2 separate regions of the Homo sapiens genome follow, and region 2 is linked to region 1. A link is an interaction called in ENCODE POLR2A ChIA-PET data of the cell type or tissue named here. Cell type or tissue: HepG2. All regions are shown on one strand. Links, peaks and the distances in the headings refer to the core of each region. The heading gives the core; the rest is flanking DNA. Region 1 overlaps RIC8B (RIC8 guanine nucleotide exchange factor B). Region 2 overlaps CKAP4 (cytoskeleton associated protein 4).

Region 1 (15,759 bases), core at 6,063-10,062:
CTACATGAAATCATTTGTTACATGTTTCATTCTTCTAGAAATGGGAGACGTACTAAGTATGGTTCAATAATGGTTCACAGTAGTAAGGATTTGTTGTGCAATTACTTTGTGCCTAGCATTTTGTTCTACCCAGCCAGAGACTGAAATATGGATTCCATAAACACTTTAGATAGGTTACTCAATTTTGTGAGATTTAGTTTCCATTTTTGTTTATAGCTGTGTCTCCCCTGCCTCTGATATCTCCTGATACATGGTGGATACTTGACATAGAAAGAGAGAGAGAGAAGAAAGTCATTTGAGTGGATCAAGTAAAATTATATATACATAAAGGATCTGGGATATAATAGGTGCACAGTAAGTTCTTATTTGACTTCGTGTCTGCCCTCATTTCTTAGCACAGTGCCTAGCTTATATAATAGAAGGCACTTAATAAAAGCTTCTTGAATTAATTCATTTTTCCTTCAACCAGCAAATATTCATTAAACACCTGTAATATGCTAGACACTGGGAAGAAAGCAGTAAACAAAACAAAGAAATCTCTGCCCCAGTGGAACTTGGTCTTGTGGAAGGAGGCAGACAAGTAAACAGATAATTATATACTACGTCCGGTGGTGACAAGTGCTATGAGAGAGGTTCTGGCAGAGTAAGGAGGTGGAGGTGTTGCAAAAAGAGAGGGCTAAAGGTTAGTGATATGGAGTGGTCAGGGAATGTCTCCTGTAAGTGACATTTTGGCAAACATCTGAAGAAAGTAAGGAGAGAGCCATGCAAGTTTCTAGAAAAAGAGTTTCTGGGCAGAAGGAGAAGCAAATTCAAAAGACCTGAGGCAGGAAAGTACTTGGCATGTTTAAGAAGGTCCATGGAGGTCTGTGTGTCTGTAACAGCATAGGCAGGGAGAATAGTAGAAATGAAGTCAGAGAAGTAGCAGGAAGCCAGATTATGTGGAATCCTGTACGGAAGTTGTAAGGACCTTGCCTTTTACTGTGAGATGAGAAGCCATGGGAACTGGAGAACTTTGAGGAGTGACATGATCTGACTTTCAAAGGATCATCCTAGCCACTATGTAGAAAATGAATTAGAGAGTGACCAGCATGGAAGCAGAGACCACTTACAAGGCTTTGGTATTAGTCCAGAGAAATATTGGTACCTTGGACTTGGTAATACTGGAGGAGGTGGGGAGAAGTGGTTGGATTGTGGGTATATTTCAGAGGTGGAGCTGACATAATATGCTGATGGATAGATATTAAAGAGAGGAGTCAAGGATATTTCCAAGGTTTTTGTACCAAGCAATTGGGAGAATGGACCTACCATTTAATGAGATGGAAAACTGATGAGGAACAGGTTTGGTGGGAACTTCAAGAGTCCTGCTTAGGACCCGCTAAATTTAAGAGGTCTATAAAAGCCTGGAGGTCAGAAACACGGAGTAGAATAGTGGTTACCAGGGGCTGTGGAGAAGATGGGGAGTTATTATTCAATAGATATAAAATTTCAATAATGTAAAATTATTAAGTTCAAGAGATCTGCTGTACAACATTGTACCTATAGAATGATGGTTACCAGAGGCTGGGAAGGATAATGGGGGAGTGGCGGGAGAATGAGGAGTGGGGATGGCTAATGGGTACAAAAATGTACTTCAATAGAATGAATAAGATGTAGTATTTGATAGCACAACAGGGTGATGTCAACAATAATTTGTTGTACAGTTTAAAAACAGCTAAAAGAGTGTAATTGGATTGTTTGTAACAGAAAGCATAAATGGTGGATACCCCATTTACCCTGATGTGATTATTATGTATGGTATACCTGTATCAAAATATCTCATATACCCCATAAATATATAACCTACTATGTACCCACAACAATTAAAAAAATTTTTTTCTTTTTAAATAGTTTATTTATTTATTTATTTATTTATTTATTTATTTATCTATTTTTTGTAGAGACAGGGTCTCGCTATGTTGCCCAGGCTGGTCTCGAGCTCCTGGTTTCAAGCGATCCTCCTGCCTTGGTCTTCCAAAGCGCTGGGATTACAGGTGTGAGCTACCATGCCCGGCCAAAAATTAAAAATTAAAAAAAAAAACTACAAAAAAAAATACTGTATGGTACACATACAAATTTAAGAAGGTTAGAAAAAAGAAACAAGGAATCAGTTATGGGTCCCACCAAGACTTAACTGAATCAGAATCTGCATTTTAACAAGATCCCCAGGTGTTTGGAATGCACATTCCAGTCTAAAATCACTAGCCTGAAAAGCCCTAGTTAACAGGATGACTTCAGGACACTTTAATATGCTCTGTAATCAGTCTGTAAGTGTAAGTAAGGTGGTGGCAGTGTATTTAATATTGTGTTAGATTGAATATCCTCTATATAGATCTATCATAGATATAATTATCTTAAAAAAATGAAAGTGAGTCCATTTTAATATATTTTCTGCCCTTATTTAAATCTATTAGTTTCTATAGCTCTTTGTAAAATCCTATAATTTCTGTGATTAAAGAAAGAAGTTTGGAGGTCAGGGAAGAAATCAACAATGGAGATATAATTTAGGGCAGGGGTCCCCAACCCCAGGGCCTGATCCATGGCCTTTAGGAACTGGGCTGCACAGCAGGAGGGGAGCAGCAGGCGAGCATTACTGCCTGAGCGCCGCCTACTGTCGTATCAGCTGGTGCATTAGATTCTCATAGGAGCACAAACACTATTGCGAACTGCACATGCAAGGGATCTAGGTTGTGTGCTCCTTATGAGAATCTAATGCCTGATGATCTGAGGTGGAACAGTTTCATCTTGAAACCACCCACCAAGCCCCAGTCTGTGGCAAAATTATCTTCCATGAAACTGGCCAAGTCCCTGGTGCCAAAAGGTTGGGGACTGCTGATTTAGGGAGTCATCAGGATGCAGAGACTATAAAAAGCCATAAAACTGGATTAGATCACAAATTGAGTAAAAATAATGAAGTTGCCTACAAACTCAACCCTTGAATATTCCAACATTAACAAAACAGGAATAGAAAAGACAATTGGCAAAAGAGGCTGAGACAAAGCAACCAATGAGATAGGAGGAGGACCAGGAGAAAGGTATGTGGGTGGATGAATGGGTGAGTGAGTGAGCAAACTAACAGACAAACTAAGAAAGTTTCATAAGCCCTCTGGGGATCAGTCTATTTGCCATTACTTTTAAAAGCAAAAACCACAATTACTTTTGCACCAACCTAATACAAAACAGGGATGAGAGTGATGTTACTATCTCCTTTGCGGGATTACTGTGAGGATTATAAATAATGTATATATATCATCTATTACAGCAACTAATGCATAGAAAGTACTAAAAAATTAATAGCCATTTTTATTATAAAATTAAATAGCTAGAAAACATAAGTACAGTTTTTTTAATTAAATAAAGGTTGAGTGTCCCTATGTAGAAGTCCAGAATGCTCCCAAATCTGCAACTTTTTGAGCACCAACATGATGCTCAAAGGAAATGGTCATTTTGGAGCATTTCTGATTTCAGATTCTAGGATTAAGGATGCTTAATCCAGATGTATGTATAACACGAGATATTTCAAAATCCCCCCAAAATAGAAGTCCGAAGCACTTCTGGTCCCAAGCATTTTGGATAAGGTATACTCAACCTATACTGAAAATGTTGGAGGACTCAAGAGAAGGTAAAAATCAGTATGACTCGGGGTATTAGGGAAGTCTTCATGGAAGAAAGAGAAACTTGACCTAAACTTCAAAATGGATTTTCATAGAGGCAAGTTGAGGCATTCCAGGTGTTGAGATAAACAAAAACTCGGAAATTCTCTTGAGGATAGTGTGATGATACAGTGAAGAGATGTTTCTGTTCAAATGAAACCTCATCAGAGGCATGAAATCACTTGAGGTCTGGTTTTTGTTGTTTAGTTTTACTTGGAAGCTAACCTTTTTTTTTTTTTTTTTTTTTGCTCCTACAATACAAACCCCAGTAGACATTACAAGACTGGCCAGTTGCATTGTACCATCCTCACTCACTCTAGTAGCCTCGATTGATGATGGTTTTTGCATTTGTGCCATCAGGTTTTACCACCGTTGAGGGATGTGACAAATCGACCTGAAGTTGGCTCAACTGTGAGAAATAAGCTGGTGCGCCTCATGACACATGTTGACCTTGGAGTCAAGCAAATTGCTGCTGAATTCCTTTTTGTCCTTTGCAAAGAGAGAGGTAGGTTAAACTCTCTTTGCCTCTGCCTTTTATCTTTCAGAGGGACTTTGAGAAATTTAATTGATAGTGTTAGTACTGGTCGTCTCATTCCATTCTTTCCAAAGCTTACTGTCTGTTCTATTAGAGAGGCTGAGGAGTTAATAAAAATTAATAGCCAAAAACATTTGTATACGCTTCTGAATTCATTGAGACATGCAAAGACAGATACATTACCAAACACACTCACATTTAAACTTTGCCTTCTGTATCCTTAACCCAGCCTTCATCTTAATGGGGCAGGACATAGAGCCATTATGAAAAATTGGTTCAGTAATTCAGCGGCTACTATTTTAATAAGAGGCACAGGTCTGGGTTAATTCCTCTTTTTAATTCCTCTTGGAATTAAAGCTATAGGAGTTTTGGTTTCTTTACTACGTTTTCCAATCAGTACTTACTGAATGTGAGCTATATAATATACTGAATAGAAATTTTTAAAATGCATAATACCCTTGAGACAAAGTTAAGATAGTGGTAGAGAGAAATTTTAAAATAACTGTACTACAGTGTAATAAATACTACTCTATAAGTGTATATAAAGTGATTGTCTACTGAGATAGATCCAACAATTAAAGATATTTTCTAAAATTATATGGATTACTCTGCAAAAGGCAAGTTTTCCAAACAAGTAACTTTGATTATTCAGTTATTCCTACTTATTTTTTCTTCTTCTACTTTGTAAGTCTGCTAGTATAAAATCCCATCTAAGCAGATCTATGTTCTACTTTTTTAAAGTACCCCAGTTTTATAAGATAGATAATTTGGAGATGGAAAAGTTCACTCCTCCTAAAATCTTAAGTCAATTGTTATTCTTAAACTTCATTTCTGATGTATTGATCCAACCACTTAAGTTCACATTAAGATGGTATGTTAGTAACCTAATTTGATCATTATTATAATGGTGATTATGAATTGAGAGGTATCATGTGCCTGACATTCTATGTATAATCTCATTTAATTCTCATAATGACTCTCTAAGGTAAATATTATATTTTGATTTCATAAATGAAGCAACCTGCCACCTGAGAGCCTTTCAATAACATGTCACACAGTTGCTGAGGGCATGAGCCCAAATTTGGGTCCTGTCTTTTCTTTCTGCCATATTTCCTCTCATAATAATTATATTAACTATTATCATAGACTGTTTAGCATCTGTTCTTTTAGACAATTTACTTCTTCTTTAATGACTTTGAAAAAAGATTGATTTAGCATCTTGGAATTAAGTGGTTAGCATAGTGCCTTGCACATAGTTATCTGTAAATATTGGCTGAATTGAATTGATTCGAGATCGGAAATGATCTGTTTTTTAAAGTGTAATTATACATGCTTATGCATAAATCCAAAATCACACATATGTGTATCTATTCATTTTAAAAAGTTTGTCAAAATATATACCAAAATATTATTTATTGTTACCTCTGAGTAATAAGAGAACTGGTGATTTTTTTAGTTGTCTGTATAATTTTTCTATAATGAACATGTATTTTTTTGTATACCTTTAAAAAGTTTTAAAATGGGGAAAATAAAGTTTATTTCTCCTGTAATTACACACCTAAGTGTATATCTAAATATATAAATCTAAATAAATAATTACATATCTAAATAATTTCTAAATGTAATCACATTACCGATGAGTATCATAGCAAATATGGTAAATTGCATTTATAAGTGAATTTTGTTAACTTTTTAAATTTAAAATGGTTGGTTTTGCTCCCTCTTGGACCCAGTATTTAGTTTCATAGTCCTGTCTTTGAGCCCAAAGCTAACCTCCATTAGCAGATAATATATTTTTAATTTGACCTCAACAATTCTGCTTTATAGTCTTTTTTTTTTTTTTTTTTTTTTTTTTTTTTTTTGAGACAGAGTCTCACTCCGTCGCCCAGGCTGGAGTGCAGTGGTGCAATCTCGGCTCACTGCAACCTCCGCCTCCCAGGTTGAAGCGATTCTCCTGCCTCAGCCGTCTGAGTAGCTGGGACTACAGGCACATGCCAACATGCCTGGCTAATTTTTGTATTTTTAGTAGAGATGGGGTTTCACCATATTGGCCAGGATGGTCTCGAACTCCTGTCCTTGTGATCTGCCCACCTCGGCCTCCCAAAGTGCTGGTATTACAGGCATGAGCCACCGCACCTGACCTATAATCATTTTTTTCCTTCCAATTTGATTATAAGTTTAGTAAATGTATTCTTCCGGAATAAACAGACATTTGTTCAACAAATGTTTTTGAACTAGACCCTGGAATTACAGAGATATATAAGATAAACAGTGTTTCTGCCCATGTATTACTTACTTTTTTATTTAAGGGTCACAGACTCAAATGCCTACAGCAGCCAGGCTGGTAATAAAAGTAAGTCAAGTGGACTAGATGTAAGATGAACAAATGAAAGCTGACACTTGGCTCACTGTTGGGGAGACAATTGGCTGGTGTAGGGAGACGAAGGGACTATGGGAGATTATAAAGAGTATGTTGCTACTATTTAGCAGCGACTGATGGTTACCATCAAGGAACATGTGGCCAGGGTTAGCAGATGTTCCATGTTTTCAAGAGAAGCTCTCTGTTTTTAAATGTTGTCAGCTAGTTCAAATTTAAAACCTTCTGGCCAGAAAAAAAGAAAATGTCTGCAGTTTACCTTCAACTTAACAGTAATCAGATTTTGGAATTTGGGTTTGGAGGTAGACTATTAAAATAAAATAAAATAAAATAAAATAAATTTCAAATAATTTTTCAGAATGTCTGAACTGTCTCTTAAGGATATGCCAAGTAAATTTGAAAGTGAAGGCACCTTGATCAAGGCTCAAAGGTCAGACCACTAAGTAGAGACAGACAGTAAGCAGCAGTTATAATGGGTTAGGAACACAGAGACTGCATTAAGAAAGAGGGGCCAGGCGCGGTGGCTCATGCCTGTAATCCCAGCACTTTGGGAGGCCGAGGCGGGCAGATCATGAGGTCAGGAGATCGAGACCATCCTGGCCAACATGGTGAAACCCCGTCTCTACTAAAAATATAAAAATTAGCTGGACGTGGTGGTGCATGCCTGTAATCCCAGCTGCTCAGGAGGCTGAGGGGAGAATCACTTGAACCCGGGAGGTGGAGGTTGCAGTGAGCTGAGATCACGCCACTGCACTCCAGCCTGGTGACAGAGCAAGACTCCGTCTCAAAAAAGAAAAAAGAAAGAGGTAAGAGAGAAAGGACAAAATTTTATGGAAGACTAGGCACAGAAAGAACCATCCAAAGGTCTTAAATACCCATCTGTGCCAGGCCCAACGGTATCTCCAGCACATAATGGCCCACAGGTTAACTTGTACTCATGCCATTAACTTGTTCAATTGAGCCTGAACATGACTATTTTTATCTCCCTGCAAATTGTGTACCTTCTACTAGGGGCCTAAAAATAGGCCTTACATTGTTTAATTAAAAGAAGATGATTTGTAAAATAATCTGCCTTGGTAGGGGTTCCCCCCCCACCTTTTATCGTATTCATTAAATCTCAGTATGTGGTAGGCATTATGATGTAGGGGCTGAATTGCAAAGAAAAATTAGGCTTGAACTCCCTTAGCACATAGCCCCACACCAATAAATTTACTGTAATACCCACTTCAGTCTCAGAGGAATAGGTTGTCTCTTTAGCTTGAGGTTCACTAGTCTCCCTTTCCTGTTGATCATTTCTCTTCCTGTGTTTGCAGAAGTGTTGCTCCATCACTCATTACCCTTTATTCTTTTGTTCTTTGAACTCGCCCTATGTGCTTTCCCCAATCTCTATGCATACTTATATCACTGTCCTTCACTGCTTAACATCTTGAAAAACTAGTCCTCAACTTGCTGCAAGTCAGGCTTTCCATAACCATTCACTACCCACCAAATACCACTGAAAATGCTCTCAATAAGGTCACAAATTACCTGATTTTCAAAAGCAATGGGTATTTTTTAGTCTTTGTCTTATTACGTCTCTCATAACAGTTAATGCTGTTGTCCACTTCCTTTGTTTGTGTACTACCACACACTCCTAGATGTCCTTTGACCTCTCTTCTTTCTTTGCAGTCTGATTTGCTAGCTCCTGTCCTTGTCCACATTTAATTGCTGGTGTTCCCTAAAGTAATCTTTTGGTCCCAATCCTCACTTCACATTGCTCCCTGAGTAATCTTATCCTCTCCCTTGGCTTCTGTTTGCGTAGATTCCCAAATCTATGTATCTTTAGCCCCAACCTTTCTTCTGAACCCGGTCATATTTATCTACTTGCTTACTGGACCTCTCTGCCTGAGTTTCTCACTGGTATCTCAAACTCATAGCTAAAGTTGAATTTATGATCTTCATTCCCATGCCCTTCGACCTTTTCATTATCCTTCTATCACTTTCTCTGCAAACAGTACCACTGTCTGTTTAGTTCCTAAAGCCAGAAACTTAGGAGTTACCCTAGATTCCTTCTTTACCTGTAGAAGTCATAATCACCACATCTGTAGATTTTACCTCCTGTTAAATATCTTTTATTTATTTCCCCCATTCTGTTCCCACACCACCATCTTAGTGCAGACCCTTAAAATTATTTTAACTATTAATAAGCTATTAAAATATCTCATCTCTCTGTTTCTAGTCAGATTTTCTTCAGTTTCTCTTCCACGTGGTTAACAGAGGGATTGGTGTAAAACACAAATATAATCTTGTCATTCCCCTCATATAAAACTTTCAGTGATTCTCTGTTGCCTGCATGGTAAAAACCAAATTTTACCTCCACAGAGTCTCTGTGTAGTGTATTTTAAATCTGTTCCCCTGTTACACTGCATGCTTAATCATACTAAATTCTTTATTCTTGCCTGATTATACTGCACCATTTCTTGGCATATCTCCATGGCTTGGCAGATGCTGTTCCTTTTGTGAGGAATGCTCTTCCTCATCTTTGTTACCATGGCGAGCTTTACTTATCCTTGAAGACCAGCTTAAGCATCATCTCTGTGAAGACCTTCCAGGCAGAGTTCGTCATTTTCTCCTTTGTGCCATTTTTCCTTCTCTGTTGTTAATACTTTTGACATTTGCTATGTTGTAACTCTTTATTTGTTGAACTTACATTCTAGACACTGAGTTTCCTTTAGGTCGGAGATCATGTCCTACTCATCTTTGGATCCCCAGTGCTTAACAGATAGCAGGTGCCCCATAAATGTTTAATAAAAGAGCAAATGCTTGTGCTCTCTATAAATTCAGGCTGGTGAATACAGGGTCCCATTTAAAGGAGTAATTTCAGTACACTATGATAAGTGCCCTAAGAAGAAATGTGCCGGTGCTATGGCAACCTGGAAGAGGGAATGCTTGGGCGGTGTGGAGGAGATCAGAGAAAGTCTTCACAGAAGAGGACAGAGAAATAGGAAGTAGCCTTGAATGTATAGAAAAGAGACTGGTTTAATGTGTGAGGAATCTTTAGGAGACAAGTTTGGAAAAGACAGCAGAGGCCAGAAAACGAGCCCTTTAGGCCCCTGTTTTGGAATTTGAGCTTAGTTTTTAGGGGAAGACGTTAGAGATTTTATCCAGGAAGGTTGTAAAATCCTATTTTTGCTTTACAAAGATATTTTGGGCAGTTGTGTGGAATAAGAAATGGAGGAGTGTGAGACTGTATGGACACCAAGACGAAGCCACTAGTTGAGTCTTCTAAAAGTTACAGCATTTGACTAGAAGGAAAAGGATTTTCACAGAGAAGGGGGAATGGTCTCTGGGTAGAATCTGGTTCTTGACATTCTTTGTTCTTGGTAAAAGAGCAAAAACGTATTGCTTTTATTTTAGAGTGTGGTAGAACCCACATTTGTGTAACTGTCTATGTTATTACCAGTGCAGTTCTGACTTTGCACAGTGCTGCTGTGGTTGGTTTCCTCTGTTCATAGTGCCCTCTAGCATCCTGATAAAATAGTGGTGAAATATTTCTCGCAACTTTTTGACTGAATGCTGAATTGTTTCATTTAGGCAGCATTTTCATATAACTGCATGGATAATTACTATGCAAGGAACAAATATATTTGTGTGTTTCCTTTTTATTTTAGAACCACCCAGAAAATCTTTTGTTTGCACTAGCAGCTCACCTTAACATCCAAGTGCAGTCAGTTTTCCGTTTACTACTTTCCCAGTATCAAATAGGATATTTTATGGTGTATTTGAAAACAGACTTAAAAGTAGCTAGAAACACTGCTTCAATGCTTCTCACTGTGAGGATTTCGTATTTCATTTGTCTCACCTTCTCTACCCCTAATTTTTGGGTATTTTATCCTGTTAACAGAAGTTCATGTGATTTTAAAACTCTTGGCTATACCCTTTATCTACTTTGAAAGCAAACTATGTCTTAAGTCACCTTTGTAACCCACACTGCCTGTCATAGAGTTAGCACATAAGGTTTGTTCCAGTGAAAGAGGAGTTGACACGATTTTCATAAAATTGCCGGGGGCTTTTACTGTTAACTGGCTTCCAGAGAGATTTTCTACATAAGAGAACAGTTATTTAGTATTCTGTTTACTTCTGTTTAACCTATTTTGGCTTTTCATAACCTTTGCATTTTTAAACTCTTTTAATTTTTCGCCATTTTGTGTCTTTTTAAATTATTGTTATTTTGTCTTTAAGTATATTCATTTAAACATTTATTCATATCTCAATTTAGAGTTTCCTAATTGTAATGAGTATTTCTTTTCTGGATCCACTAAACCTCCTTGTTTGTTAAAAATAAGCTTTATCAGTAATGCTTACAATGATAGCATCACCTACTATCTGTAAGTTACTTTGTGTGGGTTTAGATCTGTGATCCTTTGCCTTCAGTCGCTTTGTGTCTGACCATGTCATTAAGAAAATGTTTGACCTTCATGAATATTAAGAATACCTATATACACTGAACACTCATTTCTTCTGCTCGTACTTTTTAAGGATTCCTTCATTTATCTAAAGCACTACATCTTGGGGAGGCACTGATGCCAAGAGAGAGCATATCAGACTTATTCAGAGGGCTTACCCCACCCTCATTCAATAATTCTAATAGGATTCTATCCAGCACCCACTGAGAATTATTACAGAGAGACCACAGTTACCAATAGGTTTTAAGATTGAAAATGACTAGTTTCAACATCATTTAATATACTCATTAGCCCATGTTTCCTTTTGCACAAATTTCACCAGTTTGCTATATTATTTGAAAGTAGGGCTTCCTTTCATTTATCCCCATACCACTTATTTTCGGTGTCGTGAGAAGGACCCTCTAGTTCAGGTATTTGAAAATGTAACAGTAAACTCTATCCTAGAATATATTTATCCTGTCCGTATCCTCCATGATTTTATACTCTGATCATATATACCCACTTTTCTTACCTATTTTCCTTTCCACCATCCCTTTCAGTTCCCCAGTCATTTTAATTACCTTTTTCTGAATCTTCTCCAGCTCTATTTTGTCTTTTTTGAGGTAAGTGATCTGAATTACAGATGTAGATTTTACTATGGCTTTATACGTGGATAAGATTGTATGTTATGTTGTGTTTCCTACAGTTGCCTTTCAGATGACATTTTAACAACATTCTGTTAAAGACCTTAAGTAAATTTTCTCAATTCTTATCTTTTGATTAAATATTCTGTTTACCTTGAAATTGTACCTGAAGAAAATGAAATACTGCTAAACAAAGCTGCCAGTTATTGCTTAGTATCTTCCTTAAAGGTGTTTAGAAATCACTAAAAACATTACTGCAGTGCAAGTGTCCCTTGCAAAAGTTGTGTGTGTCTGCTCATCTTAAGAGAGACATCACCTGACCCTGTTGGCAGGATAATACTTTCAGAGAGCCTGAACCAAACTTTTCATTAGGCTTCCTTTTTTTTTTAAACTAAGATAATTCTAAAATGATCATTTTACCCACTCTTCTCAGAGAAAAAGAATGATTGTTTACTTCTTGGTAGATACTTTTCATACTTTGCATATATTAACTTGTGAGGTAGATAGTTACTATTCTGTTTCTACAGATTAGAAAACTAGGATAAAGCTGCAAAATATCTTACCCAAGGTCAACCAATTAGTAATTGGTAGAGCCAGTATTGAAATCCAGCCAGTCTAACTCCTGGGTCTACCTTCGTAATGGGCTTCATGTGCTTATATATGGTTGCCGACTTTTTATTTTAAAAAAGCAGTAAGTTATCACCTATGCTATTTGCTAATATTCTTCCTTAAGTTTTCTTTATTTCTTACTTCCTTTTCCTCCAATTCCAACAAAGAATGAGAGAGAGATTTTACATTATGTGCCATATTGCTAAAGTCCCAATCTGACTTTCACTCTCTCTAGTTTCTTATCATTTCTCCAAAACTGGATTTTTAAATAGTAAGATCTGAGATCAGAAACTTAAAGCGTGACCCTTACCAAAGGCCTGGCAGTCACAGAGGCCCCACTTTTGCCATAAAGTGTGTTCAGAACAGCTCTGCTTTAGTTTCTGGTACCTCAAAAAAGGCTCTTAGTCCCCAGAACCTATGGGAAAATTTGTAAGTAGTTCAGTATAACCACTACCACATTTTGAAATTCTCTCAGTTTAAAGGTTTACTGCCATAGTGTGTGTCTTCAATCTTCTTGTGTTGGTGAGTGGTTGATGATGATGGTGAAGACCCAAGGATTCCTATCTAAAACCCTATTCTGTTTTTGCAGTGGATAGTCTGCTGAAATACACTGGCTATGGGAATGCTGCAGGACTGTTGGCGGCCAGGGGCCTCTTGGCTGGAGGAAGAGGAGATAATTGGTACTCAGAGGATGAGGACACAGACACTGAAGAATACAAAAATGCAAAACCAAAGTATAGTATCAAATTTCTTTTCACCTAACTATGGCTGTGCCTTTGAGTTGGTTATTTCCTTTGTCTTTCATTTTCCAAGTGTTTCTTTTCTCTTGTGGATTTGGAAACTTTCCATTTAATGGTGTTTTTAGAGGCAGTTTCATAGCTAGTGCTTTAGAGAGTGACTTCAAGTGATGGAGGAAGGCTAATAATGCAAGAAATGATATTTTCAACGTACTTATTATCTTCTCCCAAGTACTAAGAGAGCTGGTGTGTTTAGGTTGTACTGAGAAAGTGTTATTGCTTACTATTTGCTTTCCTTTCCATAGGTTAAGATTTTATAAGGTATAACCAAGACCACATATTTAAGTTGATTATTTGATGCTTTAGTCTTTCTCAGAAATCTAAATGTAGGTTCTGATCCTCCCCCTTGCATAAAAGCCCTTATAAGTCAGTAAAATAGGCAACAAGACACATTAATATCAAAAGAGAAGAAGTCTGGCTTCACAGTGAATTTTAATCAAACAAACATATAAGACTCATCTTTTAACAGATACATTAGTGCAATGAGTAGGCAAACCAGAGACTCTGTGAAGTCTTCTCTGAGTCAGTGCTTAACAAATTAAAGACACTATAATTATTCTCTTTTATCCCAAGATAAACCACCTCTCCTTTCTCCTATTCCCTCTCTATCCTTTCCATCCCACTCGTAACCCTCAACCCATGTAAATTCTTAGTTTCCGCTTATTAGGAGTTATTTGAGCTATGTTTTTTCTGGGTTCCATTTGAAGATTTCCATCTGAAAATTGGAAAAGCATGCCCTTTCCTTGTGACATGGTGACATTGACATGCTGTGTTTTCTGCTTGGCATCTTCTGGAGTGTGATGTGGATCATGCAATAGGTGTTCGAGGATAGACTATCTTTATCTGCAAAATTAGATACTTTTAAAAAACATACATTGTGCCTTGTTGACATGCAAGTAATGGGTTGTCAGAAGGTGAAAGAAATGATCAGTTCCCAATTAGACAGGACATATATGGCCTGTTTCTTGGCAAATCAGGTCTGAGTAGGTAGTGTTACTTTTAGCATCCCCAATGCCATCAGCCTTAGTAGGATCTTATAGAGTGTGTCCTAGAAATAAAGACTTTTTGGGGGAAAGCTGGCAATGACTCTAAGCACTATTTTCTTAAGACTGCCACCATTTAGATATTATCAATTGGCTATCTCTGACAAGTATTTGAAGCTAAGATAGAGGAATCCTGCTTCTTTCTTTCCCGAATTATAGAAGTCATCATTCTAAATTAGTCTTACTAGCTTTTTTCATTCTATAAACTATATTTCCTTATCAGTTTAATATTGATATCTCTTGATTTGAGTCATTAAAATACACCACTTGAGAAATTTCATATTTCTAAATTAAAGTAGCAATTACATTAGGCATTTCTTACATCCCAGGGTGTGTGGACACATTCAACTATGATAGAAAACTCATGAGTACTCATACATGGTTGATATCTTTGTATCTCAATATGTATTGTTAGTTTTGTTTAGTAGATAACTTCTATAATGGTAATGGTCATATATGTAGCAAGCGCCAGAATGCTACTATAACAATAGGAAAATAGAATTATGTTACATTGTGGAAGTGATGTTAGATTTCAGGAAGTACCTTCTGTTGAAATCAACAGCCATGATTAGTATTGTTACTGTCTTGGCTCTCTGTCATGGAAAGTTTCTGTACTTAAGCCTTACATCCCTAATTATAATATTCAGCCTTTGGACTTTGCTTATAATATTCATAGGAATGGTATGTTTTTGTAGTCAGAATAGTCATCATTGTGAAATTTTGTTGTATTTCTTAAACACTGCTCATTATAAGTATAAATGTGTGTTTTTCAAGTAGCATCACATCTTCCCCCTTCGGATAGATTTGCATCTGTTTTTCTCTTAAATTTTCCTTTTTTAAAGTGAAAAAGTGTGGTGAGATATTTAATGTTACTTTAAAATATTTGTGCAAATGATCTCTATGGAAGTGGTGGTAAATAAAGTACTCTGCAAGCAGGAGTACCCTTTGTACTCTGTGGAGCGATCCATAGAGCTCAAAGAACTTGTTTCCTAAAAACAGTTGTAAAAAATTTTTTACCAATCAAGCTTATAAAGTCAGCATCTGAAAGGATTGCTTACTCCCCTACACCTGAATACCATTCACCAGTCAGAGTTCCCAAGATCTCAGTCTGCTTTTCTTGTGATGCATTTATTCACAACAGTTGCTACTATTGGCAGAAGCAGAGAACTTACTCTTCATCCAGTTGGCTCTAGTCCCATTGTCAAAACTTTAAGTGGATTCTGATTAATGCACCAAGGTAACCTGTAATCCTTTACTGGAATCTGAAACCAAGAATTGTATGGAGCTTACATTCAGGCTATGGGAGACAGTTAATATCACAACAAAGCTTTTTGTGTCAAAATAAATGTATTTAATGGACTGGAAATGGCTTTCTGCAATTAGCACACTTAGAGAAAATATACTCATAGAATTGAGTTACATGCCACATAAATTTTTGGTGTATGTCTAGCCAGGTTTGTTGAAAGTTTTCAGATAAACTTTAGTCCTGTGTCAAAGGGAAACCAAATTTCTAAATTCTAACCTTTATACCTGTTTCTTTAATGCCTCTGAGAATGGAGGTCCCTTGACTGTAAAGGTGATATAACTGGCTGGTATGGTTTATACATTATTCTAGACATCAACTGAAAGATGTGTGTCTAA
Region 2 (15,759 bases), core at 11,273-15,272, 620 kb before region 1:
CAGGATCAGAGGCCAGTGGAGAAACAAATACCCAGAACCATCGAAAATACCCATTTGTCTCTTAATGACAAGCCCTTAGTCTTCCAGAGCACCCACTGAAATGACTCCAATGGAAAGAGACTCTGCCCAGAGTCAGAGGCTGGGAGGTGAGGGGACTGCCAATGGGGTTTCTGAAGCATAACAAGGCATGTTCGGTGGCCGCCTGAGCCAAGCCAGAAAGGGTTCGCCTGCTGACTTCACTTTTCATCTCTGCCAAGGAGCACCCAAGGCCACCACAGACTCTGCAGCAAGCCATTTCTGGAAGGCAGTTCCATCAAGAAAGAAAATAGGCTCTGCTTTTACAAAATGCAGAGATGGGCAAACCACCAGTGTGTGCTATCTGTAACTTTAATTGTTTCTTTGGGATTAAGCACTCCTCCAACAAGGGCAGGAGTGAGCTATAATGTCATGTTGGATTCCAGTCGACTTGGGGTGGTTTGACAGGCTGCCCAACCTGAGCATGTGACCCCAGGGGAGCTGTTTTAAGGCTTTTTTTTCCTCCTGCTGGATTCACTTAGACAGATTTTAGCCCCCAACAAAAGAAACTTTCCAGCCACACCCACCTCCTCCCCCAGCCCTTGCTTCTGGTTTCTTCCTTCTATAACCCACTTGGAATTCTTGGCTGATTCATTCCAGTTCTCTCCTGATGGGATTGCAGAATGTCAGAGCTAGAAGGGGCCATCAGGAAAAATTGGGCCAAGCTTCTTAACGGCAGGTCCCAGCTACTTCCATGCAGTCTGGCCTAGAACCTTCATCGGCTGCAGCTGCTCCCTCCCGGGCCGCTGCACTACAGTGCCCTCTTCTGGTAGTGGATGGCAATTGCCTCTGAGTGGCACCTGATTTTCAGGACTGTCCTGTGGCTCTGACATCTCCTCAGCATAGACTTTCTCTGCAGAGGGGCTCTAGGGGTTGAGTGTGTGGGCTGCCTCTCTGCAGATTTTACTCCCTCTCTCCTGTGCCCCTCCTTACCTCAGCAAGCCCCGGTTCCTTCCCGTGAAGGCTAGGAGGAAAGTAGCCATCTGCAGAAGAATCTGGGGAGGGACTGCCATGGTGGGCTTTAGTTCTTGGCTAGAAGAGCCTCTGTTCTCGGCAGGAGAAGCCAAATTGCACAAGAAAACCCAAAGATCTTCTTTGATGTACAAAGCCATGAAGTCACAGCCCTTAAAAGAGGTCGACAAAGAGCCCAAAGTTTCCATCAGGTTGACAATGTCCATGTAATTCATCTCACTCACTGCAAGGATCAAAACACCAAATGCTTCCAGGAGCCAGACAGGAGGCCTAAATGAATGGAGAAGCAGACACAAGTGAGTGGTGGGAAATGTGAGAATCTAGAGGCCACAGGCCCACCTGAAGACCTCACAATCAAACACAGGCCCACCTGAAGGCACTCACAATCAAACACAGGCCCACCTGAAGGCACTCACAATCAAACACAGGCCCACCTGAAGGCACTCACAATCAAACACAGGCCCACCTGAAGGCACTCACAATCAAACACAGGCCCACTTGAAGGCACTCACAATCAAACACAGGCCCACCTGAAGGCACTCATAATCAAAATTCCAAACTCAACGGGGCACAGTGGCTCATGCCTGTAATCCCAACACTTCAGCAGGCCGAGGTGCAAGGATTACTTGATCTGAGGAGTTTGATACCAGCCTAGGCAACATAGTGAGACCCCTGTCTCTATGAAAAGATCAAAACACGAGCCAGGTGTAGCGGTGTGCACCTGTGGTTCCAGCTACAAGAGAGGATTAAGCGGGAGGATCGCTTGAGCCCGGAGGGTCAAGGCTGCAAGTGAGCTATGATCATGCCACTGCACTCCAGCCTGGGCAATGGAGTAAGACCCTGTCAAAAAAAAAATTCTAAACTCACATTTTGCAGGCCAACAATAGAAGGGCTCATTTCACAAGCCTGGCATTTCAAATTCCCTGCATTTAGTCAATTTCTAAGTACTATTTATTGAGCACTTCACTGTCATGGCCACTGTTCTAAGCACCTCAGATGGAGTAAGCCTCACAACAACCCTATGAAGTAGGCACTATCATTAGCATCATTTGCATTTATAGGTGGGGAGACTGAGGCACGGAGCACTTAAGTAACTGTCCCGATGTCAGACAGATAGAATATGCCATGGCTGGGAACTCAAATAGTAAGGCTCAAAAACTCAACTTATCCAATTTCTTATCTTTTTTTTTTTTTTTTTTTTTGAGACAGGGTCTCACTTGGGCTAGAGGGCAGTGCTGCCGTCATGGGTCACTGCAGCCTTGACTTCCCAGGCTCAAGCAATCCTCCCACCTCAGCCTCCTGAATAGCTGGGTCTACAGACATGCATCACCACACCCGGCTAATTTTTATATTTTTTGTAGACATGGGGTTTTCCGCCATGTTGCCCAGGCTGGTCTCGAACTCCTGGGCTCAAGCAATCTGCCTGCCTTGTCCTCCCAAAGTGCTGGGATTACAGGCACAAGCCACTGCACCTGGCCAGAACCCAGTGTCTTAACCACCAGTACTATACACACAGTACAAGTACATAGTTGTATCCTGGGACATTATGGGAAGCTGATTTTATTACTATGGGAAAGGGAGTATGGTTTAACAGACAAAAAGCAGGCCTTATTAGAGACAAACAGAGTCCGAGTCCTGCTGCTACCACAGACTGCGTGCTCCCAGAGCAAATTAATGACCATTTCTTAGTGTCTGATCAGTAAATCAGAGACAACCACTTTTACTCCCTGGGATAATCGTCAGGGTAAGCGAGATGATAAATGTGTTCCACCTAAAGCATGACATCAAACACAAAACACAATTATGGGTGACTATTACTTAAGTGAAGGACTAAGCATCCAACATTTGACTTGCCTTATTTAAAGGGCGCCACTTGCACTTTTTTTTTTTTTTGTCCTTTTTGAAACAGAGTCTCACTCTGTTGCCCAGGCCGGAGTGCAGTGCTGTGATCTCAGCTCACAGCAACCTCCGCCTCCCAGGTTCAAGCGATTCTCCTGCCTCAGCCTCCCGAGTAGCTGGGATGACAGGCACGTGCCACCACGCCCAGCTAATTTTTTGTGTTTTTAGTAGAGATGGGGTTTCACCGTGTTAGCCAGGATGGTCTCGATCTCCGGACCTCGTGATCCGCCCACCTTGACCTCCCAAAGTGCTAGGATTACAGGCGTGAGCCACTGCGCACTTCTTAACTAGCTTGACATAGGAACGATAAAGGTCTTTCGGTATCTAAACTTCTACTAACAAAAGATTCATATTAAACAAAACCCTTTATTACCTAAGTTTTCAAAAGGGGCTAATTAGTAGGATAGTATACACATTACAAAAGCATTCATGTCACAGAGAAATACACACATAGGTCTTTTAAATAGTGGATTTCTCTGGTATTTTTAATGGTACAATTGGATTTTATCCCCTTTCTGGAACAAGAGCGAAAAATGAAGAAATCATTCCTGTGATCCCTGACTCTGACACTAGATGGCAATAAATTCTCACTTCAATTATGTTCTCTGGGTTCCTACTGCCACAGTCAGCTGATTTGGGGCTATTCCCCAGCTGAAAGTTCAGGGGCTTGAGCCGCTCTGGATTTTTTACTGGTGCATCCCGGCATCTTCTGAAAGTGAATAGTCTTCACATGAGGTTATCCAAGATGTCAGCCCGGCCCGGCCAACATTCCCCATTTCACCCCAATAAATGAGAAAACATTAATTGTGACCCAGTGTGTGCCGGCCCCCATGGGAGCTACAAACAGACCCTTGGTTAAGACAGAAGCCACCCTGGCCCCTAGAGATCTGCTCACTGTCTAGTCCTTTTTCCCTTAGGCCTCCTCCTGCCCACCCGAGGCTCCAAAAGACTCTTGTGCAATGGTTAAAGTCAAGGAAAGTTGGATCTGGAAGAGAACATGAAGATTACTTTATCTCCCCTCACTTTTCAGATGGGAAAACAGATGGAGGCCCAGAGAAGGAAAGTGAATTATCCTAGGCAGCACAGCCCGGCAGGCCAGCATTCGGACCAGAGTCCTGATTCCAGGTGACTTCCCCCATCCCTGCTGTTCTTGTCACACCATGTGAGAACTCCGTCCTGGAGTGCAAACCAAGATCATACCCGTGAATGGAAGAAAACAAAAAGACCTAGCCTTCTGAGTTTCCATGAAGGACTCTGTGGGACAGGATGTGTCCTCACACCAGCAGCCACACCCAGTTGGTAATGCCTCTTTCAACACAACATCACCAGCTATTTGAACACAGGCCGGGATTTCCCCACAGCCCCATTACCCAACAGGTATTGCTCCTGAGTGTTCGCTGCCACACGCGGGGGCTTGCACAGCAAGGCCAGGCTGCCACACCCCTTCCTGCCAAGAGTGGGTTTTGCTGCCTGCAGCAACTCAACTGCCCTGATTCTTCGCTTACTTCTGAGCATTTTGCATCTGTGCTTAGGCCTGGAGCCAAAACAAATTGTGGGGGATAAGAGAAGAAATTAGGCCCTGTCTTCTTAGCCAGTTAGTGTATGAGCTTGGGTGAACAACTTCTCTGAGACTCAGCCTCCCCATCTGTAAAACAACAGAATTAGATTAGAGCCTTCTCTCAGCCTTAGCTTTCTAAGGCCTGTCACATGGCTACTTAGCTATCATTACTATGAAAAGTAATCATGCGTAAATGCAGCACTTCACGTAATATATGTAGGCGTCATTTGTTTTCTGACCTGTACTAGTTTAACTATTAAAAGTATAAGCTTTTCTCTATGTGTTTCTTCCCCTTTAAAAAAAAAAAGTTTAATTACAAAATATTTCTGACCTATGAAAAGATATCAGGAATATGGGGAGGCCAGGCATGGTGGCTGACACCTGTAATCCCAGCACTTTGGGAGGCCAAGGCAGGTGATCACTTAAGTCCAGGAATTCAAGAACAGAGTGAGCAACAAGGCAAGAACTTGTCTCTACAAAAACACAAAAATTAGCCGGGTGTGGTGGTGCACGCCTGTTAGTCCCGGCTACTACTTGGGAGGCTGCGGTGGGAGAATCACTTGAGCTGGGGAGGTAGAGGCTACAGTGAGCCAAGATCGGCCACCGCACTGCAGCCTGGACGTATATATATCACATATATATATACCATCTCCCCATATTTTTTTATTTTTCTGAACAGAGCAAGACACTGTTCAAAAAAATTGTAAAAATGGGGAGATGGATATATATGTGATACACAAACATAGCAAAGTGTTCATTATAGTATCTAAGTAGTAGATATATGAGTGTCCGCTGGACAATTCTTTCAACTTTGCTGTTTGAATTTTCATAATAAAATATTGAAAGGAGAAAAAATGTATTATGAGTGATATCATGAATACTTAGGTAGCCTCCACTCAGCCTAAGAAATCAAATGATCTGAATTTGGATATTCGGTCTCCTAGTCATTTCTTGGTACTTTCACTACAATGTATAGTATTATTTTACACGGTAAAATGTCTTAGTTTTAAGAATTAAGGAATTTCTGAAGTGTCACACTGTGTATTTTGTCTGCAGCTTATTTTTTCACTCAGCATTTTAGTTGTGAGATTCATCCCCACGATATATGAGATTAGGATTTCTTCCTTTTTGTTGTCGTTTTGAGGTCTATTGTATGAACAAGTGATAGTGGATTTACTGATCTTGTAGCTACTTTCTCGGTGTTTCCACTTTTCTTTCTTCGTAAGCGGCGCTGCTGTGCCCATTCTCTCCACGGCTGCATGTCGCCTTGTGCGCAGGAAAGGGGACACAGTGGTGTTCAGGGGCTCTGTGGAGACACACATGGCCTCTAGCACAAGTGACCTGGGTGTTCAAACTATGTCCTCAGGAACCTGTGTTTTGCCGACTCTTGGTTCTGTTTTCTTCTATGCTGGCCTCATTCTCAGTGGACTCTGCACATGTGGTGGCCTTTAGCAGCCCTGGGCATTTATCCAGCTTGGCAGTCCCGGTGGGCAGAAAGCATCCCTTTCCAGAAAGTTCCAGCAGTAGTCAATGGACTGGATGGCGACCTGTATTCCTCCTGCACAAGTCAAACCAGATTTCTGATTGGCCAAACCTGGGTCATGCACTCAGCCCAGTCAGTCTCATCAAAGCCAAATGGACTGAGAGTGGGGAAGGGGTGATTCCCTAACAGAAAACAGAGAAGTGGTCACCAAATGAAGGAGGACTGGATGCTGGGCAGGCAACAACACATGTCCAGGACCCAGCAGTCCTCATGTGGTCCCTTGACCGCTGCACAGGTCACCCTGCATGTGATTATGGTGCCATTTACATGTCTGTGTCCCCTGTTTGGCTGGGAGCCTCTCAAAGAGGAAGACTTCATCTTTCATCTCATCTCCGCTGAGCAAATGCAGCTCAGCACCCAGTTTATAATAAATGACAGTAGGTGGAATCAATCCCTTGACCAAACACATCCTGAAGACGGGGAAGGGCAATTCAACCCTCTGCCTCTGAGGTTTTAGGTCCTCCCTCTGTGAACCCAGTCAGAGGGGTATGACGAAGAAAACGTCCACTACACCTCACCCTCTCTTTTTCTCTCTGAGTTACTGACCATCAGGACAAATGCAGTGTCCAGTTCAGAAGTCAGTATGTTCTCAAACAGCTGCCCTTTATTGAACACCTACTATGTCTCACACTTTTTTTTAATATATGGCTGGGCAAGATTCATCCAGATAGGAATGTTTCCAGCCTTCTGTGAATATGCTGAAAACAACTGTACACTTTAATAGGGTGAACTTTATGGTATGTGAATTTTATCTCAGTAAAGCTGTCATTTTTTAAAAGAAATACCAAGTCTTATATGGTATGATTTCATCTCTACAAAATTCAAAAATGGGCAAAATATTCTATGGTGATAGCAGAATAGTGGTTAGGTTAGAGGGTATTGACTGAGGAGCACGGGGAGCCCCTGGTGTGCTGGAAAAGTTGCATATCTTGATCTGGTAGTGAGTACATGGAGATATCGTGTGCAGAAATTCATTCAGCCATATATTTCAGATGTGTGTGCCTTAAAGCACCAAAGTTGCACCTCAACAAAAAGTAATCCCAAACAGTGATGTCTTTTTAAGTGAAGAAAAGAAACCAGTTCTAGAGCAGTACAAAATTTTAATGGTTTACCATTAAAATGTAATGGTTTGCCATTACTTTTAATGGCAAAAAACACGATTACTTTTGAACCAACCTAATAACTCAAGCTATTGGGTTCTAAACCTGGCTACCCCACTTGCTAGCTATGACTAGGAAGTACTTTGTCCAAGTTACTGAATCGCTCTGTACCTCAGTTTCCCCATCAGTAAAATGGAGAGGCCAATAGTACCTACCCTTAGGACTATTATAATGATTGAATGAGATAATCCTCGTAAAACCTTTAGAGCAGTGTCTGGCACATAGTAAATGCTCAATAAATTTTAGTTATTTCTGTTATTATTGATGTGGGCCAAGCACAATGATCTCTGTGGATGCAGAGATGAAAGACAGAGCCTTATTCTCATGTGGAACACACCAGAAGCAAGCGGTCATGATACAGACAGAGGAGCACTTTGAAGACAAGAAGCCTGGAGTGTGGGCTCTCGTGGGAGGAGCTCCCAAATTCAGCCTGTGGTTTGGGTTGAAGGATCCAGGGAACGTGCAAAGGCACCAAGAGTGACAGAACCAGGGGCCACATGAGGGGTAGTTATGCTAATCAGGGCGGCTACAAACAGAGTTCACAGAAGAGGAGGCTGGAGGGCAGGAAGACAGAGCAATCGGAAAGCTCCTTCTTGGCCACGACCCAGAGCCAGGCTGCTCCTGAGGCCAAGGGGAGAGCCTAGGGATTTCGCAGGGAGGGGACACAGGCAGATTTACTTTTGAGAAAGAGAACGATGGTCACCCATGGAGGATTGATTCCCTGAATGGGAGCCAGGCTAGAGACAGGGAGGCCAGTTAGGAGGCTGTACCTGTCCCTCAAGCATATACTGCAGTGTGTATAATACATTGTCCTGTATGTCTCCTCCCAGCTGCATCATGAGCACCATGAAGGCAGGAACCATATCTATAAAGTAATCTCCTTAGTCTGGCAAAGAGTGTGCGCTCTCTGAATATTGTTGAATGGATACTGAGTGCATGGACCACGTTTCTGATCTCAGTTGACCAGCAGAGAGCATCGTGGGGAGCGGCTGCTGCTGGAACCCAAAAGGCTGGGAGGAGGGGACAGAGGTGGATGTGTCAAGGCCTCAACCCTAGGAGAAGTGGAGGGAGGGGAAAGGGGAGAAACAGGGAGACAACGGGTGACTCCTGAGCTTCTAGCTTAAGCAGTGAAGGGGCCAGCTGTGCCATTTACTTCGAGGGGAAATGACTTCAGTTTGGATCCGAGGGAGATTTCCGAGGGTGTTAGGGGGCAGCAAGGTGTCCAGATATTATTGGAAAAACAGATTAGTAGCTCAGAGGTATGGTCTCAGCTAGGCATAGGGATTTAGGAATTATTATTATCTAGGTGGCAAATTACATGAATGCATATACAAGAAAAAGTCTAGAAAATGACTGTGTCGTTCTGGCACCTATGTTGAAATAAAAAATGATTTAATGAATTCATTCATGCCCAGCCTTGTTATGAAAAAAATTGAGATGGCACTCATAAATATACTTTTTATATTTCTTTTTGGGCTATAGCTTCCGGCTCCTTCATCTTTTTCCTCTAGGTAGAAATAAATACACCTGCCACCATAGAATTTTAGTCTTACTCTCTAATTCTGCCCTAGTGGTTCTCAAAAGTGTAATCCCCTCACCAGCAGCATCAGAATTATCTGGAGCTTGTTAAAGATGCAAATTCTTGGGTCCCTCCCCAGACATCCTGACTTGGAAATTCTGGGACCTGCAATCAGTGTTTTTGTGTGGGTGTGTGTGTGCGGTTTTTTGTTTTTTTTGTTTTTTGTTTTTTGTTTTTTTTTGGAGACGGAATCTTACTCTGTCGCCCAGGCTGGAGGGCAAGTGGTGTGATCTTGGCTCACTGCAACCTCTGCCTCCCAGGTTCAAGCAATTCTCCTGCCTCAGCCTCCCAAGCAGCTGGGAACACAGGCGCGTGTCACCACGCCCAGCTAATTTTTTGTATTTTTTTTGTAGAGACGGGGTTTCACCATGTTAGCCAGGATGGTCCCGATCTCCTGACCTCGTGATCCACCCGCCTCGGCCTCCCAAAGTGCTGGGATTACAGGCATGAGCCACCACACCCGGCCCAGTGTTTTCACAAGGTTTCAAGGTGACTCTGATGCATGTTACAATGTGAGAGCCACTAGTCTGGCCCAATGCCATCATTTTGCAGATGAGGAACATGAGATACAGAGAAATTAAAAGATGTACTTGCCTGACATTGAGAGGTGAGAGCGTGCTGGCAGCCCTCGCAGCCCTCGCTCGCTCTTGGCACCTCCTCGTCCTCAGCGCCCACTCTGGCGGCGCTTGAGGAGCCCTTCAGCCCACTGCTGCACTGTGGGAGCCCCTTCCTGGGATGGCCGAGGCCGGAGCTGGCTCAAACAGCCTGCCGGGAGGTGCGGAGGGAGAGGCACGGGCGGGAACCAGGGCTGCATGCGCCAGCTAGAGTTCCGGGTGGGCATGGGCTTGGCGGACCCCGCACTCGGAGCAGCCGGCGGCCTGGGCAGTGAGGGGCTTAGCACCCACGCCAGCAGCTGCAGAGGGTGCGCCGGGTCCCCCAGCAGTGCTGGCCCACCCACGCTGCACTCGATTACTCACTGGGCCTTAGCTGCCTCCTGACCGGGCAGGGCTCGGGACCTGCAGCCCGCCATGTCTGAGCCTCCGCCCCCATCTCCCCCACCTCCGTGGGCTCCTGCAGCCCGAGCCTCCCCGACGAGCACCGCCCCCTGCTCCATGTGCTCCATGGCACCCAGTCCCATCGACCACCCAAGGGCTGAGGAGTGCGGGCACACCCAGCGGGACTGGCAGGGAGCTCCACCTGCAGCCCCTGGTGCGGGATCCACTGGGTGAAGCCAGTTGGGCTCCTGAGTCTAGTGGGGACTTGGAGAACCTTTATGTCTAGCTAAGGGATTGTAAATGCACCAATCAGCATCCTGTGTCTAGCTCAAGGTTTGTAAATGCACCAATCAGTGCTCTGTGTCTAGCTAATCTAGTGGGGTCTTGGAGAACTTTTGTGTCTAGCTCAAGGTTTGTAAATGCACCAATCAGCACCCTGTCAAAAGGGACCAATCAGCTCTCTGTAAAACAGACCAATCGGCTCTCTGTAAAATGGACCAATCAGCAGGATGTGGGTGGGGCCAGATAAGGGAATAAATGCAGGCTTCCCGCGATAGCAGTGACAACCCACTCGGTCGTGTTCCACACTGTGGAACGTTTGTTTTTTGACTCTTTGCAATAAATCTTGCTGCTGCTCAGTCTTAGGGTCCACACTGCCTTTATGAGCTGTAACACTGACTGCAAAGGTCTACAGCTTTGTTCCTGAAGCCAGCGCGACCACGAGCCCACCAGAAGGAAGAAACTCCGAACACATCCGAACATGGGAAGGCACAAACTCCAGACACGCGGCCTTTAGGAACTGTAACACTCACCGCGAGGGTTGGCGGCTTCATCCTTGAAGTCAGAGAGACCAAGAACCCACCAATTCCGGACACAGCATCACACATTGGCCATAACAGGACATAATCCAGACATCTGAAGAAAGACTAAGATCAAGCTACACAGCCTAAACAGAGGCAGCTATCTCCGTTGCAGTGGTGATATCAGGAAGAAATGTCTTCAAGGGGTTGCCCCTGCAAAGCCATCTCAAATCACTCAATTTCTTAAGTGTCTGCTGAAAGCAGGGCACTGTGTCAGTCTCAGAAGTAAGGCATGGGCATTGCTGGAAACCATGAAAGAAAGTACATTTTCTTTATCAAATAATGTTTCACCCATTGGAGGCCTTCTGTATGAGTTATGGTCCCGTAAGGAAACAGAAATTAAGTAATTTAATTAGGGGAATTTCAGCATACAGAATTGTGATCTAGTGAGGCATGGTTAACTATTCAAGCCATGGGGCTGTGGCTGCTGACTGGCCTCCTGGGCCTTTCCTTTCCATTACTCCCCATTCATTTTTCTCCTTCCTCTCTGATCATTTTTTCATGGGTTCCTTTCTTTCACATCTCCTTTAAATTATCTAAGCAATCCTATCCACTTCCTTAATTTCATAGTAAGTATGGATGAGTAATTCTGAAAGCAGGCCTCTCAACCGAGCTCCAGACCTGGCCAGCCCATGGGCTCTGTTTGTACAGGCAACGTGAGCGCAAGTCACCTTCTTATATCCTCTCCCAATCTGGGAGGGCTGTTGTCTTAGAGGCCTCTCCCTTCCTCACCCCACATGCATTCAGCAGCATCTAACCTGGCACATCTCTGACATCCATCTACAACCCTCATCCTCAGGGCACATCGGACCCAGCCTGGACCACGACTTCCCAATGTCCACCTGCCCTCCCCTTGCTCTCCTCCAATCCTGCCAATGCGGGGGCACTCTAGAACCCAGTTCTGACCATGGTTACTTCCCCTGCCCCACTTAAACCCTTTTGTTTATTCCTCATAGTTCAGATCCAAACTCTCAGGGATGACATGCAAGGCCTCCAGGTCCTGGCCCCATTAGCCCTCCTACCCCATCTCCACCCGACTCCCCACCTGTGCTTTCTCTATTCCAACTGCAAGAACTGTGCTCAGCCTCTCAACTCTCCTGACTACTTCAAACCCAGTACCTTTTGCCTGGTACCTGACAACCCTACCTATCTTTTAGAACTGGGTTCAAGTTTTACCACCTCATTATATAGTCACTTCTTTGAAACAAATCTTACCCACACACAAATTATTGAGCTCACAAGGAAGGATAACTTCAAAATATTTAATCTGATGGGCACCCACCCATCAGAACAAATGCAGGCCCTGGGGCTGGAGCAGAGTCTTGTGGTCTCTGCTATACTAGAATATTAACCTATTAGTTGCTGGATTGTAAAGAGGTATAGTGGTCCAGAGAGAGGACATGCAGGGGGTTCAGGGCAGAAGCTATTCACCAACTAGGACAACAGTATTTCAACATTTTAACCTCTGGTATGATCCATGCACGCATGATCACTGAAGCACTTATGATGTGCCAGATTCTGTGCTAACCCCTCAACACGCTCATTCAGTCCTGACAACCACCCTGTACCATCACATCATCTTCATCACCACCATCATCATCTCCATCTCCACCATCATCTCTATTATCAACACCATCACCATTCTAAGTGACTTGCCCAAGGCCACATGGTCAGTGGTGTAGTAGTCTCCTCACCAGGGTGCTGTCAGTCCTGCCTGAGAAGTTTCACTGCAGCCTCTTATCCTGGTGCTGGATCTGCAATTTAACCAACATGTTCAGTAATTTGTGTATATTGTTTGTTCAAAGGGCAAAACAACCTGTTTCCCGAAGCTTCCCATTACTCATGAAAGCATTCCAAGGGACTTCCCCCAGCCCTTCAAAAACCTGTTCTAACCACCTCTAGACCAACCATGGCACAATGGTCACTCCTTCCTCTTGGCCCAATACACCCAAGTATGGCACCTGTATTTCTAATACCTACCACTTTACATGACTGTCATTCCCACTGGGCTAGTCCTGTACATTTTAATTCACTGATACTTAGCAAAATGGCTGGCTATCAGCCCAATAAATGTTTATTGAATGAATGAACACTATATTGAATGAAGAAACAAGACTGAGCTGCATTATTTGGTGTAAGAACTCTAACTGCCCCACCATCAGAAATATGTGAATTCCTAATATATTCCTTTTATTTTCACCACTTGAATTTATATTTATCAGACACTTGTCAATATTTTCTTTTATAATATTAATGAGAATCTATTAAACCACTCCATAGTCAGAGATGAGCAACTGCAGAAATGACAGGAGAAACAGCAAGAACATACTCAATGCAACCAATTGGCCTGAAAAGGAAATGAATTTAATTTTTTCCATGCCTGCGACTTTATGCTGTTCCGCACCCTCCCCAAGTGGGTGAAAGTAGCCATTTAAAGCATACATGTCAATACTTAAGACTTTAAAATAAAAAGTAAAATGGTTTTGAAATAAAAATAGAAATTATTTACAGAGCCTGTCCTGATTTGCTAACTGCTTTGGAAAAAACTTCCAGCTCTGAGTTGTGAAGCTTTGAGGGACCCAGAGTGACTGACAGCAATTCAGAGATGAGGGGCCTTTCAGCCAGAAAGGGGGACATCAAGCCACAGGACCTCAGGTCCTAGCCACCCTCTACTCCCTAGGTGGGAAAGAAGAAATCTCTTGCAGCCTTGGGCTCTGGAACAGGACAGATATTCCACAGGCCAAATGGACCTGCACTGGTGTCAGTGGACGGTAGAGGATGCTGTCCCAGTTAGAGCAAGGATGAGGTCCAAAGCTTAGCCCTGCCACTTCGTAATGAATGACCTTGTATGAAGCTTCTCAGCCTGCTGTTCCTCTGTGAAATGGGAAATGATACTGCCTACCTCGGGGGACTGTAAGAAGGAATAACAGGTTATTATGCATGCTGAGCACAAGACCTGGCACACAGGTACTCAATAAACAGCATGTGGTTTTTATTGGGTGGAGGGTGGAAGGCAATCCAGAGAAGGAAACAAGCCCAGGTGTGCACTAGGGCTGAAGGTCACTCAGATGGTCTGAGACACTGGTTCTCAACCCTGACTGGACATTAAAATCAGAGAGGGAGCCTTTAAAATACCAGTGCTGGCCAGGCATGGCGGCTCACACCTGTAATCCCAGCACTTTGGGAGGTCGAGGCGGGCAGATCACGAGGTCAGGAGATTGAGACCATCCTGGCTAATACGGTGAAACCCTGTCTCTACTAAAAATACAAAAAATTAGCCGGGCGTGGTGGCAAGCGCCTGTAGTCCCAGCTACCCAGGAGGCTGAGGCAAGAGAATGGCCAGAACCCGGGAGGCGGAGCTTGCAGTGAGCCAAGATCCTGCTACTGCACTCCAGCCTGGGTGACAGAGCGAGACTCTGTCTCAAAAAAAAAAAAAAAAAAAACAGTGCCAGCCTCTTTATGCCTATTCAATCAGCATCTGTGCGGGCAGGGCCCAGGCATTTTTTAAAAGCTCCTAGGAAGATTCTAATAGGTAGTGAGGGTTGAGATCCTGTGCTTGAAGCTAACAGAGCTGGAGACAAGTAATCATTGAACACACTTGCTAACAGTCCATCAAAGGAGGTCCCCGGCCCAAGAGTGAGGCCATCTCGGTTTCAGAATTAAAAGAAAAAACAGCCTTAAAATAGTAAACTTACCTATTTGCTAATCGTTTATACCATGTGCTAATAAAACACATCATAATTACGAAATTCTCAGAATGTAACCACTCTGGAAAAGTCATAACAAAGCTCAAGTGTTTATTAAGAATTAAAAATACTGTAAATAAGCCATACAGTTCATTTCACAGTAAACTAAACAAAACTTTTTTTTTTTTTTTTTACTTTTCGGGTTTTTTTTTTTTTTTTTTTTTCAATTTTTTTTGGAAGGGCAAGACAGCCATTAAAGAACAATACAGCTCAGAGGGAAGGGAGATACAGCAAACAATTACACAAACGCAGTATGCACGCTCCTTGCCGACAGGGCTGCCCAGACGGCAAACCTCTTCATGGACATCATGTTAAAATAAAAGGACTTGGCCTGCATTCCCCAGGGAGACCCCCTATTCCACTGTAGACAGCTCTCCTCACGAATTTTTTGAAAGAACCCAAGGACTCCCCTTTCTGGTAGTCGAAACCTGTGCATTCCTTGGTGACCTCCGGAGAGAGAACATGGGCCGGCAGTGGGGACAGAGGGCACCGGGACTCTGCTGGGTGTAGTGCTTCACATTCAGAACCGCCTGGATGCTTTGCATAGTTACCTCTGATATCACAAGATGCGTCAGGAAGAGAAACGACACGCACACCATGAGGGAGGCAGCCCTCAAGCAGCGGATTCCTTTCAAAGAAAGACCCAGGGGCTTCTCCCCTCCTCATTCAGAGCTGACAGCTATGAGCTTTAACCGGTTCAAAGTGGAAGACAAGTGAGAGATATCTCATAAAAATTTCGGCCAGAACAAAAAAAAAAGTAAAATTAATTTTCCTTAAAGACAACTAGAAAGAAAAGGGTCCCCCCAACCCACCTTTTTTTTTTTTTTACTTGAAATCTGCCAGCCAGACAGGATTTCTGAGGTTAATCTGCTTCTGTTAATCCTCAATTTAAGCCTTTATCATTTTTCTCTGACTAGAGACATCCATGAAAAGCCACCTGTTATTCACAGGGGCTGCGCTTCAGGAAACCAACCAAATGCAGAAGCAGAGAACTTAAATATTGTAAATAAGTTAACTGGGCATGAAAATACAATGCCTTGGTGTTCAGGTGGTGACAACTGCTCTTTAAGAGGGGACAAGAAATTGGGGGGTAGGGGACACATGGGAAAAAACCACACATTTTTTGGTCATGAGAAATTGGACTTTAAATCCGCGCCCTGCACACGCAATTCATTTAGACCTTTTCGTGAATCTTCTCCACTTTCACAAACAACCTATCCAGATCATTCCTCAGGTCATCTAGTAAACCCTTGGCTGATTCCAGATTGTTCTCGTTGGTTTCTATTTTGACCGAGTATGCAACCAAACTGTCCACAGCAGTCCTGAGCATTTTCAAGTCCGCCTCCACTTGGCTGACTGAGGCTTTCAGGTT

Evidence for each region. Peaks named below come from ENCODE experiments on the same cell type or tissue, not always from the same donor. Only the 100,000 strongest peaks of a DNase experiment are listed, where the experiment ranks them.
Region 2: POLR2A ChIA-PET joins it to region 1 with 6 read pairs; 3 of 35 experiments call an interaction of 5 or more read pairs at or near these places.

Annotation. Positions count from the first base shown.
Region 1 is chr12:106,847,401-106,863,159 of GRCh38, forward strand. RIC8B (RIC8 guanine nucleotide exchange factor B) reads left to right here. Exons shown (of 10, transcript NM_001330145.2): 7 at 4,050-4,194; 8 at 12,868-13,012. Among named protein-coding and RNA genes, the nearest start is that of RIC8B, 81 kb to the left of the region's middle. In HepG2, for the core only: no CTCF peak of the experiment used is centred there; a DNase peak (open chromatin) is centred at 7,921; H3K4me3 peaks cover 244 bases.
Region 2 is chr12:106,223,463-106,239,221 of GRCh38, forward strand. CKAP4 (cytoskeleton associated protein 4) reads right to left here. Exons shown (of 2, transcript NM_006825.4): 2 at 14,419-15,759. The coding sequence ends at 15,562. Among named protein-coding and RNA genes, the nearest start is that of CKAP4, 17 kb to the right of the region's middle. RefSeq lists an enhancer at 715-764 and a silencer at 815-924. In HepG2, for the core only: no CTCF peak of the experiment used is centred there; no DNase peak of the experiment used is centred there.